2 separate regions of the Homo sapiens genome follow, and region 2 is linked to region 1. Evidence: read pairs that join two places in POLR2A ChIA-PET (ENCODE). Cell type or tissue: A673. All regions are shown on one strand. Links, peaks and the distances in the headings refer to the core of each region. The heading gives the core; the rest is flanking DNA. Region 1 has its middle 50 kb from the start of ARX. Region 2 overlaps POLA1 (DNA polymerase alpha 1, catalytic subunit).

What was found. ChIA-PET counts read pairs that join two places held together with the same protein. Peaks named below come from ENCODE experiments on the same cell type or tissue, not always from the same donor. Only the 100,000 strongest peaks of a DNase experiment are listed, where the experiment ranks them.
Region 2: POLR2A ChIA-PET joins it to region 1 with 8 read pairs; 2 of 35 experiments call an interaction of 5 or more read pairs at or near these places.

What each region holds. Positions count from the first base shown.
Region 1 is chrX:25,064,768-25,067,598 of GRCh38, forward strand. No RefSeq gene overlaps it. Among named protein-coding and RNA genes, the nearest start is that of ARX, 50 kb to the left of the region's middle. In A673, for the core only: a CTCF peak has its summit at 2,688; DNase peaks (open chromatin) are centred at 786, 1,544, 2,394 and 2,684; H3K4me3 peaks cover 605 bases; H3K27ac peaks cover 2,500 bases.
Region 2 is chrX:24,962,506-24,965,336 of GRCh38, forward strand. The region is part of intron 36 of POLA1 (DNA polymerase alpha 1, catalytic subunit); the gene reads left to right. Among named protein-coding and RNA genes, the nearest start is that of ARX, 52 kb to the right of the region's middle. In A673, for the core only: no CTCF peak of the experiment used is centred there; a DNase peak (open chromatin) is centred at 1,566.

The DNA of each region.
Region 1 (2,831 bases), core at 213-2,712:
ATTTTTCTTGTCCTTGCTATTTCTCCAAAAAGTCCTGGTTCCTTTTAGTGGGAATTAGTATTTAGTAATCACAATCTGGGTCATGGGGTGCTCATTACTATTAGGCTAGCTCTTCTTATTTAATAATACATTCTTCTTTCTAGTTATAAAGATAATACATATTCACTCTATAACATTTGGAAGATACCAAAAATAATAGAGACTATCACTGTTTATATTTTGGTGTACCACATATGCCCATATATGAGTGAGGTTTTCTCCTGAAATTATCCCTCAGAAAAGAAGGCATCACTTTATATGTGAGTTCTTATAAAACCTCTTTCATTATGGGATGACCTCTATTTGGGCAAGACATATTAGTTTGAAATGATCTTAACTCCTGAGAGTTTTGGATGTTTATAGAAGTCACCTTGGAGCTCCAGTGGCACAATCGGTTAGTGCGTGGTGCTTCTACAGAAGTCACCTGATAAAATTTGTAGAATGGAGGCAAAAAAATTTAGCACGGATTCAGTAATTAGGCCTGGGTATATGACCTCACATTGCCAAATACTGAATGATGTTATAAATGAACCCTTTAAAAATAATCTTTTTTTCTAGGGCAGAAAGCATTAAGTATACATGTACATGATGAATGAAAAATCCAATATTCTCATGTTATGGAGATGGACACTTTTAGTTGGGATAAAATTTCTAGTGACAGCATCATACACAGGTTCAAATAATTATGTATCTCAGACAGAATGGATTTGATGGAGATGCAGACTCTAGAGAACTGTGGGCTTCAAACTTATTTACTTGTCAAGCCACTGAGAGAATTTTGAAAAGCAATATACTTTCTCATACTTTAAATTGGTATTTAAAGTTTTAATCACAAGGTTAAGTGGTTACAGAGGATGCAATTCTAGCATATTGTAAATATTGACATTTCAGAATAAAACTGCTTCAAATGCTTGCCACTCTTGGGAAAAAAATAGAATAAAACTGCTATGTCAGTCTTTAAATTTGTTTAAGGAAATCTAAATTCTATAATGATTCAATAAACCCATCTTCCCCTAAAAAAGCTCACAAATTATTTTAAAAATTTATGTTGTTATAATTTTCTATGTAATAATAATTACATTTCATTTTCCTCACAGAATTTTATCCTAACACAGGGAAGTCTCTCTATCATATTTCTTGGCAACAAATTGTACGTGTGCATGTGTGTGTATTTGAAATGTGAAAAAATTTTCCCCGTGATCATAAGGCATGTTACCAAATTGATCCCAGATAGAGTTACACAGTGGATCAAATTATACAATTGATCAAATTACAAATATTTGACAAATTTTGGTAAATGTTTATCAAACTTAAAAAATTATATTGGAAAAGAATCTCTCAATGAGATAGATGAGACCTTTTCTCCTTAATTGATGTATTAAAAGTAAATATTATTCATTGCCAGAATGAGACTGCATTTGGCATCAGTTATATTACTAGTTTCCTTCCTTCCTTCCTTCCTTCCTTCCTTCCTTCCTTCCTTCCTTCCTTCCTCTCCCTCCCTCCCTCCCTCTCTCTCTCTCTCTTCTTTTTAAGAGACAGAGTCCTGCTCTGTCACCTAGGCTGCTCACTGCAGTGTTGATCGCTGAGGCTCAAGCAATCCTTCCACCCCAGCCTCCTGAGTAGCTGGGACTACAGGTGTGCACCAGCACGCCCAGCTAATTTCTTTTTTTGTGGAAGCGGGGTCTTGCTATGTTGCCTAGACTGGTCTTGAACTCCTGGCCTCAAGCCATCCTCCTGCCTTAGCCTTCCAAAGTGCCACCACACCCGGCCACTTATTTTCATTTTCTGTAAATGGAAGTTCTGAGAAAACTTGTTTATATAAACAGAAAGTTGGAAATGGAAAGAGTTTTGTTTATAGCTATGTCACTTAAGTCTTTGAATTTTCTCCCAGTTAGATGCCAAAAATCACATGATAATCTATCATCAGAAATTATTTTTAATCGTCTGTTAGCTGACAACTCAATTTGGTCTTCCTTCAATTTTGTTGAAAGCAAAGACTTAGAAACCACCTTAAGTGCAAAAAAATTTGTTATGTAGTCATTAAGGTCTTTCACCTTCTCGACACTGATGCCGGTACCGTATTTGGAATTAACCCTTTGTTTGGCACCCTGGAGGTTTTTACATGCTTGTACAACATCCTATGGTAAAGGTAGAAAGGGGAGACTATGAAAGGGGAGGCAGACATGAGAACCTGCTCCTCTATCATAAATGTACTTTCAGGAGGTCGGTTTTTGGAAAAGAGTCTATAAATTTGAGGATCTGGGGACAGATTCTTTTAAAACTGTCACCAATGTACCACTTGGAAAACCTTTACTGTACTCCCAAGTGTATGCATTAACCCAGCTGGAGATTCTAGAATCTCGCTGTGAAAAGACTCAGAACATGATTCTGGTGATCACAAGCATGTAAGGAATGAGGATAGCATTATTTTATGCAATGTGAATGGGGGAAAAGAGAAATATTTTGAAATTAACATTCAGTTTATATTATATGTGATATTAAATAAGTATGTATAATTAATAATTAAATACTATAAGTAGATATTTGGCTATTTCATCCACATCCATAAGGGTTTAGATTATTATATAAGCTTGACAAAATGATTTTTGAGGGCAAACTTCACATTGATCCATACTTGGGTTGTTTCCACCTTTTGGCTATTGTGAGTACTGCTGCTATGAACACGGGTATACAAATATCTCTTTGAGATCATGCTTTCAGTAGCCGATTTACTTTTGTATTTTGCTTTGGCTGTATAATGTAAAAAATTTTAACTCATACGGATAAAT
Region 2 (2,831 bases), core at 138-2,637, 100 kb before region 1:
TGTTTTAGGCATCACAGTAAGGATAAGGACTTTGCGTACATTTTGTTTAACCTTTAAAAACTAAAACTCTGAGGTTGGTACTATAATTATTATTAGAAGAGAGGAAACTAAGGCTTGGAGAGGTTGAATAGCTTACTTGGTAAATGGCATATCCAGACCTTCCACTCAGGATTGCGGGACTCCAATGCTCTTCACTATTCCATCTCCTTATATAATATGCTGCAGATTCATAGGACTGTTCGTGTTTGCTCAGCCTTTGCACTTGTTACTAATGTGGGCTGGTTATCTATTCAAAACTTTCAACATGACTTGTGAGATGGATATAATTATTTTAAAAGTCTGCAAGAGTTTCCTTCTAAGCTATTAATAGTTTTAATTTTGAATATATATAATGGGTAACCCCATGAAATCTCACTACTATATAAGAATGGTCCCAATTTAGTTATTCTCCTCTCCCTTCAATGACATAAAATCAACATATCCTCTTAGATTAAATAATAGTAATAACAACTTTCAGGGTCATCTTAGTTCTTTGAACTGTGGGTTTTATTAAGGAATAGTAGAATCTGTGCATATTTAAAATAATCATTTTGTACTGAAAACTGACCCCAAAACATACACATAGAAAGGCCTGATTAATAACAAACATTATTATGAAGTGTTTTAGGTGGGAGGCATTCAGTTCTAAAGATTATATACAAAATAAACCTGAACCTAGATGACCTTCAGTAAAATATCAGCATATTAATATGCCAAGAAACTCAATGGCATGTCTGATTCCAATTCATCGTGATGAAGAAAGAGCCATCTTGCCCCAACTCTTGCTCAGAGCAGTCGCACAGGATTGTAAGTGATCGTCTTAAAAGACTCTTTGTCTCACCTTTGTCAAAATCCTCTTTCAGGGGTTACAGCCGGTAGAGAACCCATAGGTTTGGGGGTCAGAAAACCTGGGTTCCTGTTGTAGAGTTTCTATGAAGTCTCCAGAAGATTACTGTGCTGTGAGTTTTCCAGTCTTAAAATAGGGACAAAAACTCATTTTTCAGCATTTCTCAAAGAGATATTGCAGAATCAGTAATAACTTGGTAATGTTTTAGTAATGCCTGTCCTTTAAAGAGTAAGTATGTAGACTAAATAAGATACATGTACATAGTTGAAATCCAGTAAATGCCACTCATTTGATATATTATGGTAAGTCTACAATAATACAGAACTCTTATTTGTAATCATATAAGGCATCTATAGAATGTTTTAAAAAATTCCTTAAAAACAAAAGGCAACATATACTATGTCAGCAAAATCCCATTTTTAACCACTTAGAAATAAGTTATACCTAATTTTTCCCCCAAACTAATAACTCCCTGCCAGTCTGTTTTGGCAGCGTAGAAGTTGTTTTCAAATCACTAAAACCCTCATGACCTAAAAGTTGTGAAATTTGAAGGAGTTTGTGCTGCCGTTACTCTTAAGTTTTTCCCTAGGTGCTAATTGAGTCAAGTTTGTTCTGCATTATGATCTAATGCAGGCACAATCAAGGATCAGATGTCAGGGTGTCAGATAGCAGGAAGTGCTGATTGGTGGGAAGCTGGGGAATGCAAGCTCTACCCAAAGGCATTAAAATTCTTGAAAAATAGTTGAACACCATTAGCTATACAGACACACCTTCTAGCTAGATTCTACTGAAGATCCACCAATTCACAGACTTTCAGCTAATAAATGTCTTATGATAATTAATTCTACCCCCAGAAGGGAAATAGTCATATGCCACTTCATGCTTTTTAATAAGTTGATTGTATGTAAAGATTTGAGTTTACCAGGAAGTTTACAAAGTAAATTATAGTTATTAGAGTTCAAATAAAAATGTTTTTATGACAAACAACTAAAGAGTGAATTCTCTACATGAATTCTGATGTTCTTATATACATCCTAGAAATCTTGAATTGTATAAAATGTTATCCTGACATTTATGTCTTAATTTAGCTTACTGCCTTGCGCAGAGCACACAAGAAGTATTGAAATTAGGTAGCTGACACCAAATAAATACTTAAGGCTCTTTATAATACGTTATTAGGGAATCTGTAATTTCAAGTTATGGACCATATTAATAAATACTGCGTATTTTGAAAGGCACTTGACACCAGTCACATTCACCTAGAGTAATTCTGAGTAGTTCCTCACAGATTCCATGGGGAAAAACATATGGTTCAAGTCTCATAATTCCATAGGCAATTAATATATCAATAAAAGAGCATAACATTTGTAGCTGTCCTCAGCCAAGTACCTACTATGTGCCGGACACAGTACAGGCCCTTTTTATGCATTTTGTCTCAATTTACTCCTGATGCTAATTCTGGGAGGCATTATTGCTATTTCACCAATTGCAGATAGAGAGTCTCAGTGAGATTCCCATGAAGATGGTAAGAAACCTTTCTGCTGCTAAATCCTGTGCTGGTAAGCTATCTATACCATATATCTATAGTTTAAAAAATCAATAAGGACATCGGTGAATGGACTGCAGCAATTAAACGAACCTAGTTAACCTTGTAAATCCCCCTATATCAGATCACTATAGGGAAGGAAGGGCTCGATACCTTAAAATTCCCAGTAGAGGGTGTATGCCCCCATTGACCAATCTGACTGGATGTCAAACTTTGGTATCCGTTGTACACTGTGTGCAGAATCAGTATGTGCTAGAATTATGTATAACAAACTAAAAGCCTACCAGATGTTGGAAAACAGTAACATGCTGATACCAAGGTGGGCTTGGTAAGTGAAGGATCAGCATGTTTTCTTTTCTAAGTTAAACTTCTGAATTTTCTTCAAACTCTTCTGTCTCT